Regions from separate parts of the Homo sapiens genome. Here region 2 is linked to region 1. Evidence: read pairs that join two places in POLR2A ChIA-PET (ENCODE). Cell type or tissue: PC-9. All regions are shown on one strand. Each heading gives the region's core, and the rest is flanking DNA. Links, peaks and the distances in the headings are about the cores only.

Region 1 (5,375 bases), core at 1,688-4,187:
CGTCTGCAAACAGGGACAATTTGACTTCCTCTTTTCCTAATTGAATACCCTTTATTTCCTTCTCCTGCCTAATTGCCCTGGCCAGAACTTCCAACACTATGTTGAATAGGAGTGGTGAAAGAGGGCATCCCTGTCTTGTGCCAGTTTTCAAAGGGAATGCTTCCAGTTTTTGCCCATTCAGTATGATATTGGCTGTGGGTTTGTCATAAATAGCTCTTATTATTTTGAAATACGTCCCACCAATACCTAATTTATTGAGAGTTTTTAGCATGAAGGGTTGTTGAATTTTGTCAAAAGCCTTTTCTGCATCTATTGAGATAATCATGTGGTTTTTGTCTTTGGCTCTGTTTATATGCTGGATTACATTTATTGATTTGTGTATATTGAACCAGCCTTGCATCCCAGGGATGAAGCCCACTTGATCATGGTGGATAAGCTTTTTGATGTGCTGCTGGATTCGGCTTGCCAGTATTTTATTGAGGATTTTTGCATCAATGTTCATCAAGGATATTGGTCTAAAATTCTCTTTTTTGGTTGTGTCTCTGCCCGGCTTTGGTATCAGAATGATGCTGGCCTCATAAAATGAGTTAGGGAGGATTCCCTCTTTTTCTATTGATTGGAATAGTTTCAGAAGGAACGGTACCAGTTCCTCCTTGTACCTCTGGTAGAATTCGGCTGTGAATCCATCTGGTCCTGGACTCTTTTTGGTTGGTAAGCTATTGATTATTGCCACAATTTCAGATCCTGTTATTGGTCTATTCAGAGATTCAACTTCTTCCTGGTTTAGTCTTGGGAGAGTGTTTGTGTCGAGGAATTTATCCATTTCTTCTAGATTTTCTAGTTTATTTGCGTAGAGGTGTTTGTAGTATTCTCTGATGGTAGTTTGTATTTCTGTGGGATCGGTGGTGATATCCCCTTTATCATTTTTTATTGCGTCTATTTGATTCTTCTCTCTTTTTTCTTTATTAGTCTTGCTAGCGGTCTATCTATTTTGTTGATCCTTTCAAAAAACCAGCTGCTGGATTCATTAATTTTTTGAAGGGTTTTTTGTGTCTCTATTTCCTTCAGTTCTGCTCTGATTTTAGTTATTTCTTGCCTTCTGCTAGCTTTTGAAAGTGTTTGCTCTTGCTTTTCTAGTTCTTTTAATTGTGATGTTAGGGTGTCAATTTTGGATCTTTCCTGCTTTCTCTTGTGGGCATTTAGTGTTATAAATTTCCCTCTACACACTGCTTTGAATGCATCCCAGAGATTCTGGTATGTTGTGTGTTTGTTCTCATTGGTTTCAAAGAACATCTTTATTTCTGCCTTCATTTCATTATGTACCCAGTAGTCATTCAGGAGCAGGTTGTTCAGTTTCCATGTAGTTGAGCGGTTTTGAGTGAGATTCTTAATCCTGAGTTCTAGTTTGATTGCACTGTGGTCTGAGAGATAGTTTGTTATAATCTCTGTTCTTTTACATTTGCTGAGGAGAGCTTTACTTCCAACTATGTGGTCAATTTTGGAATAGGTGTGGTGTGGTGCTGAAAAAAATGTATATTCTGTTGATTTGGGGTGGAGAGTTCTGTAGATGTCTATTAGGTCTGCTTGGTGCAGAGCTGAGTTCAATTCCTGGGTATCCTTGTTGACTTTCTGTCTCGTTGATCTGTCTAATGTTGACAGTGGGGTGTTAAAGTCTTCCACTATTAATGTGTGGGAGTCTAAGTCTCTTTGTAGGTCACTCAGGACTTGCTTTATGAATCTGGGTGCTCCTGTATTGGGTGCATATATATTTAGGATAGTTAGCTCTTCTTGTTGAATTGATCCCTTTACCATTATGTAATGGACTTCTTTGTCTCTTTTGATCTTTGTTGGTTTAAAGTCTGTTTTGTCAGAGACTAGAATTGCAACCCCTGCCTTTTTTTGTTTTCCCTTTGCTTGGTAGATCTTCCTCCATCCTTTTATTTTGAGCCTATGTGTGTCTCTGCACGTGAGATGGGTTTCCTGAATACAGCACACTGATGGATCTTGACTCTTTATCCAATTTGCCAGTCTGTGTCTTTTAATTGGAGCATTTAGTCCATTTACATTTAAAGTTAATATTGTTATGTGTGAATTTGATCCTGTCCTTATGATGTTAGCTGGTTATTTTGCTGGTTAGTTGATGCAGTTTCTTCCTAGTCTCGATGGTCTTTATATTTTGGCAAGATTTTGCAGTGGCTGGTACTGGTTGTTCCTTTCCATGTTTAGCGCTTCCTTCAGGAGCTCTTTTAGGGCAGGCCTGGTGGTGACAAAATCTCTCAGCATTTACTTGTCTGTAAAGTATTTTATTTCTCCTTCACTTATGAAGCTTAGTTTGGCTGGATATGAAATTCTGGGTTGAAAATTCTCTTCTTTAAGAATGTTGAATATTGGCCCCCACTCTCTTCTGGCTTGCAGAGTTTCTGCCGAGAGATCCGCTGTTAGTCTGATGGGCTTCCCTTTGAGGGTAACCTGACCTTTCTCTCTGGCTGCCCTTAACATTTTTGCCTTCATTTCAACTTTGGTGAATCTGACAATTATGTGTCTTGGAGTTGCTCTTCTCGAGGAGTATCTTTGTGGCGTTCTCTGTATTTCCTGAATCTGAACGTTGGCCTGCCTTGCTAGATTGGGGAAGTTCTCCTGGATAATATCCTGCAGAGTGTTTTCCAACTGGGTTCCATTCTCCCCATCACTTTCAGGTACACCAATCAGACGTAGATTTGGTCTTTTCACATAGTCCCATATTTCTTGGAGGCTTTGTTTGTTTCTTTTTATTCTTTTTTCTCTAAACTTCCCTTCTCGCTTCATTTCATTCATTTCATCTTCCATCACTGATACTCTTTCTTCCAGTTGATCACTTCGGCTCCAGAGGCTTCTGCATTCTTCACATAGTTCTCAAGCCTTGGTTTTCAGCTCCATCAGCTCCTTTAAGCACTTCTCTGTATTGGTTATTCTAGTTAAACATTCTTCTAAATTTTTTTCAAAGTTTTCAACTTCTTTGCCTTTGGTTTGAATGTCCTCCCGTAGCTCAGAGTAATTTGATCGTCTGAAGCCTTCTTCTCTCAGCTCGTCAAAGTCATTCTCCATCCAGCTTTGTTCCGTTTCTGGTGAGGAACTGCGTTCCTTTGGAGGAGGAGAGGCGCTCTGCTTTTTAGAATTCCCAGTTTTTCTGTTCTGTTTTTTCCCCATCTTTGTGGTTTTATCTACTTTTGGTCTTTGATGATGGTGATGTACAGATGGGTTTTTGGTGTGGATGTCCTTTCTGTTAGTTTTCCTTCTAACAGACAGGACCCTCAGCTGCAGGTCTGTTGGAGTACCCTGCCGTGTGAGGTGTCAGTGTGCCCCTGCTGGGGGGTGCCTCCCAGTTAGGCTTCTCGGGGGTCAGGGGTCAGGGACCCACTTGAGGAGGCTGTCTGCCCGTTCTCAGATCTCCAGCTGCATACTGGGAGAACCACTGCTCTCTTCAAAGCTGTCAGACAGGGACATTTAAGTCTGCAGAGGTTACTGTTGTCTTTTTGTTTGTCTGTGCCCTGCCCCCAGAGGTGGAGCCTACAGAGGCAGGCAGGCCTCCTTGAGCTGTGGTGGGCTCCACCCAGTTCGAGCTTCCTGGCTCCTTTGTTTACCTAAGCAAGCCTGGGCAATGGTGGGCGCCCCTCCCCCAGCCTCGCTGCCACCTTTCAGTTTGATCTCAGACTGCTGTGCTAGCAATCAGTGAGACTCCATGGGCGTAGGACCCTCCGAGCCAGGTGCGGGATATAATCTCGTGGTGCGCCGTTTTTTAAGCCCGTGGGACAAGCACAGTATTTGGGTGGGAGTGACCCGATTTTCCAGGTGCCGTCCGTCACCCCTTTCTTTGACTAGGAAAGGGAACTCCCTGACCCCTTGCACTTCCCGAGTGAGGCAATGCCTCACCCTGCTTCGGCTCGCGCACGCTGCGCACACCCACTGACCTGCGCCCACTGTCTGGCACTCCCTAGTGAGATGAACCCGATACCTCAGATGGAAATGCAGAAATCACCCGTCTTCTGCGTCGCTCACGCTGGGAGCTGTAGACCGGAGCTGTTCCCATTCGGCCATTTTGGCTCCTCCCTCCTAACCTTAAAGTTCTTCCAGTTGTGCTTTTTAACCTTATAGATCCCGTATCCATCTCTGTTTCCTGACCTGGTCTACCAAATATCTTACATGTAACTAAATGATTTGCAAAATAATTAAATTCCTTTGTGCTATTGTTTGACATCAGCATACAGATTACAACAAAAGTCAATGGTTCTAAACTCAGTTGCTTAATAGATTCATCTGGGAAGCTTTAAAAAATATAGCAATTCTAATTTAATTGTTATTGTGCTGGGGCCCAGGCATTAAAATTTTTTAAATTATCCAAAGTGACTTAATTATGTACTCAGTGCTGTGAAACTCTGCCTTTATTCTTGAGCCATTTTTGTTGTTATGAGACCACAAAATAAGAGTACATGGAAAAAGGAAATGTACAGACTGACAAGAAAAATCGGCAGAGCACCAATATTTATGGCAGTAGCAGAGGCAAAGATACCCATGAGATAGAATGGAAAATAAATTCCTGAGAGTGATAGAAAAAAACACAAATAAATGTATTGTTGTTGGAGAGAGTGATCAACTCTGTCAGTTAGTTTTGGTAGGAAGGAGCATAGATCTGAAAACTGACCACTAATTTGTCAATTAGGAGATCATTGCTAATTTTAGTATGAATAGTTTTTGTGGGTAGGCACAGAAATCATATTTAAATGGATTGAGGAGTAAATTAAAAAAATGATAATTAGGAGAAAGCAAGCATTAACTTTTTTTTTTGAGACTAGGAAGAGAAAGAACAGTCAAAAGCTAGAAGGCTTTTGGTGTGTGTGTGTCGATTCATTATCGTGCCTAGGATAAAGAAGACCTGACCATTTTTATAGGCTTGCAGAAAAGAGCTTGTATAAGGCACTGAAGTACAAGTATGATAATTAATGAGTAGGGGTGCAGAGAAAATTGAAAGCACATAGGATCACGGGTTCAGGTGGAAAGGAAGACATTCAACAGAAGGAAAATTTTTCACTCTGAGACTGGAAATAGGGAGAAAGATGTGAGTGAGGACGCAGAAAATTTTACTGGTGAGGTGTAAAGGTGTTGAGAGAGTTTATACCTTATGAACTCAATCTTTGAAATAAATACGAGGCAAGCCTATTTGCTGAGAGCTGGGACAAAGAGAGTAGGAATTTTAAGACTAAAGAGAGTTCGTTGTTATTGAGAGGAATGAAAAAGGTTGCTGATCAAACATCAGTTACGGGATTGTCAGAAAGCAATGAGCGTCCAGCCCATGTTGGTGCTTTGAATTTGTAGAGGTTTCAATTTGCATAATTAGGTGA
Region 2 (5,375 bases), core at 1,614-4,113, 500 kb after region 1:
GACCCTTATAAAACCATCAGATCTCATGAGAACTCACTGTCCTAAGAACAGCATGAGGGTAACTGCCCCCATGATTAAATTACCTCTCACTAGTTCCCTTCCATGACATGTGGCGATTATGGGGAACTATTCAAGATGAGATTTGGGTGGGGATACTGCCAAACCATTATGGCCCATGATATACCTACATCGAGCAGAGTAAACTCATAATTAATGTATGTTAAGTGAACATATGTATGAATTCTACTCTTAGGCCTAGCCATGCTGGCCTGTGTGAGCCTTGAGATACTCTGCTGAAGGTATTCATGGGGAAACAGTGGGAGGTTGTTCAGGCCAATCATCAAGTATCTGCCTCATGCCTATAAGCCTGTGTTTCTCAAAGTTTAGTGTGCATAGGAGTCACCTGTGGACACTATTAAACTCTATTCATGGTTTTCACCACAGCCAATACTGGATTATAAGCAACATGGGTAGGGGCTAAGAATCTGCATTTTCGTTGAGCTGTCCCAGATGTTTCTGATGTAGGATGTTGAGGACCACACATTGAGAAATGCTCTCTGAAGTGTCCATTTCCTGAGATGGCATTTAAGACTTACTCTTTTCTCGCATAGTGAGATGAGACAATCTGGTTGGGGAGATGAGACAGTAAGCTGTTATAGAGCAGTGCAAGGCATATTCAAGGGTTAAAATGACACAGGAATGCAAGAGTACTTTGGGAATGCATACAAGGAGAAGTCTAGATGGGCTCTGGGGCTGCAGTTGACTCTTGAGCTTGAAAATAAGAGGGAGAAAGGCCATTCCCCTACTGGGCCAGAAAACTAGAACTAAAAAAGCATCCCCTGTCTATCACGCCACTTGACTGAGCAGTGAGTTACCTACCAGTACTGTTGATATTCTCGACATCTCAGAAAAAATATATCCTGGTATGGATTTTGTAAGACAGCACAGGGGTAAAGATTCCGTAAATCTCAAGGGAAGGCAAACATTTTTAGGAGCCCACTAAGGTCATGGTGAGCCTCACTTTCTGCCCAGTATCTTTTGTTAGACCACTGTGTTCAGTTCTAAAGAATAACTTCATGGATGAGACACACAGTTTAAAGGGGTTTTGAGTAGAATGGGGCATAAAAAAGTAGTGGATGAAGAATAAGGAAGCTGGAGTCCCTGTTTGTCACAAGCTTTGTGACCTTGGGCAAATCCCTAATGTACATGATTTTCATGATTATGCATTGAGTGTACACCTAGGGTAAGTATTTTTCTGTATGTAAAAAAAATGCATTCAATAAAAAGAAAAGGGGAAAAAATAGAAAAGAGAAAAATGTATCCTGATTTCAGAAGTTTGAGCTCTTCCCATGGCATGACCCGCCCAACGGAGGCACAGCTAATGGTGTTTCCGGAGAAATTCGTTGATGACATTCTTTAAAAACATAAATGAGAATGCAAAACAACTTTGAAAAATTCCATTTCTTTTTTTAAGCTTGCTTTCAAGGGCTGGATGAATGTGGGAGACACGGAATCAGAATGGATACTTAAGAATTACATAAAGAGAAGATGACAGATTTGAGGGGGAGAAGTTAACAAGCTCTTACTTCATTAGAAGAAAAACTGTCAGTTCAATTAGTATTTATTTCATTTCTGCAGGAGGTAGGACACCGCCATATGTAATCAAAATACCGAAGAGGATTTATTTCATGCATTAAATAAATTCAAGCTAATTAGCAATCATGTTCACTTCCTTCCAAAACTGTACCATACTATGGCTCATAACAAAATATGTCATATTCCACAATTGGAAAGTCCCTTAGCTCCAAGAATTCTGTTGCCACCCAAACTCAACACTTTTACTTACAGGAAAAATTATTTTAAAATTATATTTAAAATGTGTTCTCTGTGTCTAATCATTTTACTTCATTTTGTACACCCACTTAAAATTTGAATCATGACTAGGAAGAGGGTGGTCTTTCTCACTCTGCAGTTTTTTAGTAGGTTATTTTAAAGATATTTACGCTGTATAAAATAAAAAGGAAATAGACAATGCTGACAGTTTGCCTGGTCAATGTGAAATGTTGGCATAATTCCACTCTCGGCTCTGCAGGATTCTAAAAAGATGAGCTCATGTATTTAGTGTAGGATTTAACCTTCACTTCTGTCCCCTCAGGGATTCTTCCATTCATGGAGTTCCTTCTGAAATCGGGACAGAAGATGAGTTTGTGCAACAATACCTAAGAATGTATGCGGTGAAGTGGGTGGTATTGAATAATCAGCTTGTTAGGTATTCTCAGGCTTGTACAAAAGCTGGTTAGGTCTGGCTTGAGGGAATATTAGGTTAAAACAGGCCAGTTTAGACAACTTCATGTAGTTGCTCTGTAACATAAAAATAATGTCCATCTCCTTGCTGGATGCTCAAAGGGTAGAGGGGAAACAAGTGAATTTGCTACTCTGTGTGTGATTTCAATCAACAAGGAAGAACTGGTGATATGGAAGCTACTAAAACCTTGGAAGAGATAGTGTTAGCTTCAAGTTGAACAAAAACAAAGAAAGAGAGAATAGATACATGTGTGTTCTCTTAGACTCTAGATAGAATATTTTAAAATCAGAGAAAAGAGCCTATGGAAGATGCAACTATAAAAAGAAACACATCTCAAGAAACTCTAAAAATTACAATCTCTACTAAAAAAAAATTCCTGAGCAATCTTTAGGTAAAGAAGAACTGAATTAAAGACTGTGATTGCACAGGCTGCTTGTTTATGAGTTTCAATTTTAGAAGAACTTGAACACAAGCAGTCCAACCAGCTCCACAGCCTGGCTCCCGCTTGCCCTGCCAGAATGCCTCCTCCATATCCTGCACCCTCACAACACAGCTAAGAGCTTTTACTTATCGAGCATTTACTATGAGTCAGGGCAAGTTGTTAACTGCTTTTAAATATCATTTAATCCTCACCATGACTCTGCAAAGTAAGTACTGTTATCTCTAATCTAAAGATCAGACAACTGAGGTTCAGAAAGATTAGGTACATTGCCTTATATCACGCAGCTAATGAGCAGCAGAGCTGGAATTCCTATAAATAGGTTTATATTGTATAAATAACTTATAAGGATGGTGTAATGAACAGACGGGAAGATGACATAACATTAGCCGAGGACAACAATAATAATGAAAATTAAGACTCCGTGTCTGGCTGCAGTGGCTTACAACTTTAATCCCAGCACTCTGGGAGGCTGAAGCAGGAGGATTGCTCATGGGACCAGTTTGAGACCAGTCTGGGCAACATAGTAAGACCCCATCTCCACCAAAAATTTAAAAATTAGCCAGGTGTGGTGACCCATGCCTAAAGTCCCAACTACTCAGGAGGCTAAAGTGGGAGGATCACTTGAGCCCCAGAGTTTAAGACCACAGTGAGCCAAGATCACAACACTGCACTCCAGTCTGGGTGGCAGAGTAAGACCCTGTCGCTAAAAAAGAAAAAAAAAAAAAACTTAACGTGCACTTAGTCTAAATATTTCACCTCTACAGTTATTTCTCTATATCTGTTTTCTCTATGTTCCCAGTAACCCTATGCAGTAGGAAATTTTATTACCCCATTTTGCACAGGGGAAAACAGATTAAATAACCTACCTAATGTTACACAGCAGGATTTTGAGCCCATGCTCTTAAACAGTAGGTTATAATGCCTTGTAAAAAGAGGCAGTATTGGCTGATTCCTCTTTAACTTCAATTAGTCATTCAGCAAACATTTCTTAACCACCTGCTGGGAGTCCAGCACGTTTTTAAGCACTGGAGACGCAACAGAGAGCAAAACGAACAACACAGACAACTGAAACGTCCTGCTTCCACAGAACTTAAATTCTGGTGGGAGAGTCAGATGAAAAACAAGATGGTATAAAATGTGAGGTACATTAGATAGTGATAAGTAGTGCTAAGGAGAAAAAGCAGAGAAGGAAATAGAAAGTATGCATAGGAGAATGAAATTTTAGAGAAAGTATCTGCAAAAGTCTTCACTAAAACTTTTGAATAAACACCTGAAGGGAGTGAGGCCATGAGCCACGTGGGTATCTGGACAAAGGACATTTTGAGCATGGGAATGGCAAGTGCAAATGTCCTGAGGCAAAAGCCTATCTGGTGAACTCAGGAAAGCAGTGTGACTAAAACAGAAGGAGGAAACGTGATGGAAGAGGAGGTCAGAGAGTAACTTGGGATAGAAGTAACAGGGAGCCAGATCATTTAAGGCTTTGTAGGTCATGCATAGGGCATTGGCTTTTATCTGAGCAATCTGGAAAAGCATTGCAGTATTATGAGTAGAGGAATGACATGATATGGCCTATGTATTGGAAAGATTACACTAGCTGCTGTGTGGAAAACAGATAACAGAGCAAAGGTGAAAGCAGGGAGACCAGTTAGGAAGCTATTACAAATATCCAATGAGAGATGATGGTGGTTCACCTAAGATGGTAGCCATGGAGGAGATGAGTGACCTGATTTGGGACATATCTTAAAGCTAGAGCCAATAGGATTTGTTGATAGTGTGAGACAAAAGATGAATCAATTAACTCCAAGGTTTGGGGGCTAATCAACTAAAAGAATGGAATTGCCATCTTAGAGATAAAGAAGACCATGGGAGTAGCAGTTTCTTTGAGAGGAGAGATGGATATCAGTTGTTCAGTTTGATCTTGTTCAATTTGTGATGCCTATTTGATATCCAAGTAGAAATTCTGATTAGGCAATGGGGGTATGAAGTACAAGTCTGAAATTCTATGGAGTGTCCAGGCTGAAGATAGATATAAATTTGGGAATTATCAACATGAAAATGTTACTTGAAGCCATGAGGCTGGATAAGATCATTTAGGGAGAGACAGAAAGAGAAGAAGACCAAGAATGAACACTGGGGTGTTCCAATATTTAGAGGTTAGAGTTAAGGAAGAACCAGTAGAGGAGACATCACTTTGCAAAAAGGTTAATGGAAACCAGAAGAGTGTGGTGTCCTTGAAGCTAAATGAAAAAATATTCCAAGGAAGAGAGATCAACCTACTACGTTAAATGCCTCTAACAGGCCAAGGAGAGGAAGACTGATAATTTGATCACTGTTTTTGAAAATGTGGTTGTCGCTGGTGACCTTAACAAGAGCAGTAGAGTAGAGAGGTGAAAGACTGACCACAGTCATGGAGACCTCAAGTGCAGACAATACATTTGATAAATTTTCCTATGACAGAAAATAGAAAAACAGAGCAACTGAAGAGGGAAATAAGGTCTATAGAGACCTGTGTTGAAGAGGAAAGAAATAATGCCTAAATTCTGGTAGGAATGATCCAATGCAAAGGCATTATTTGGTGATAAAAAGGAGCAGAGAGAATCCTGGCAGCAGTGCCCTTGAGTAGGCAAA

The links. Peaks named below come from ENCODE experiments on the same cell type or tissue, not always from the same donor. Only the 100,000 strongest peaks of a DNase experiment are listed, where the experiment ranks them.
Region 2: POLR2A ChIA-PET joins it to region 1 with 5 read pairs; 1 of 35 experiments calls an interaction of 5 or more read pairs at or near these places.

Annotation. Positions count from the first base shown.
Region 1 is chr12:43,226,441-43,231,815 of GRCh38, reverse strand. No RefSeq gene overlaps it. Among named protein-coding and RNA genes, the nearest start is that of LINC02461, 74 kb to the right of the region's middle. In PC-9, for the core only: no CTCF peak of the experiment used is centred there; no DNase peak of the experiment used is centred there; H3K4me3 peaks cover 265 bases.
Region 2 is chr12:42,727,247-42,732,621 of GRCh38, reverse strand. No RefSeq gene overlaps it. Among named protein-coding and RNA genes, the nearest start is that of LINC02450, 38 kb to the right of the region's middle. In PC-9, for the core only: no CTCF peak of the experiment used is centred there; DNase peaks (open chromatin) are centred at 2,921 and 3,721; H3K4me3 peaks cover 928 bases; H3K27ac peaks cover 1,821 bases.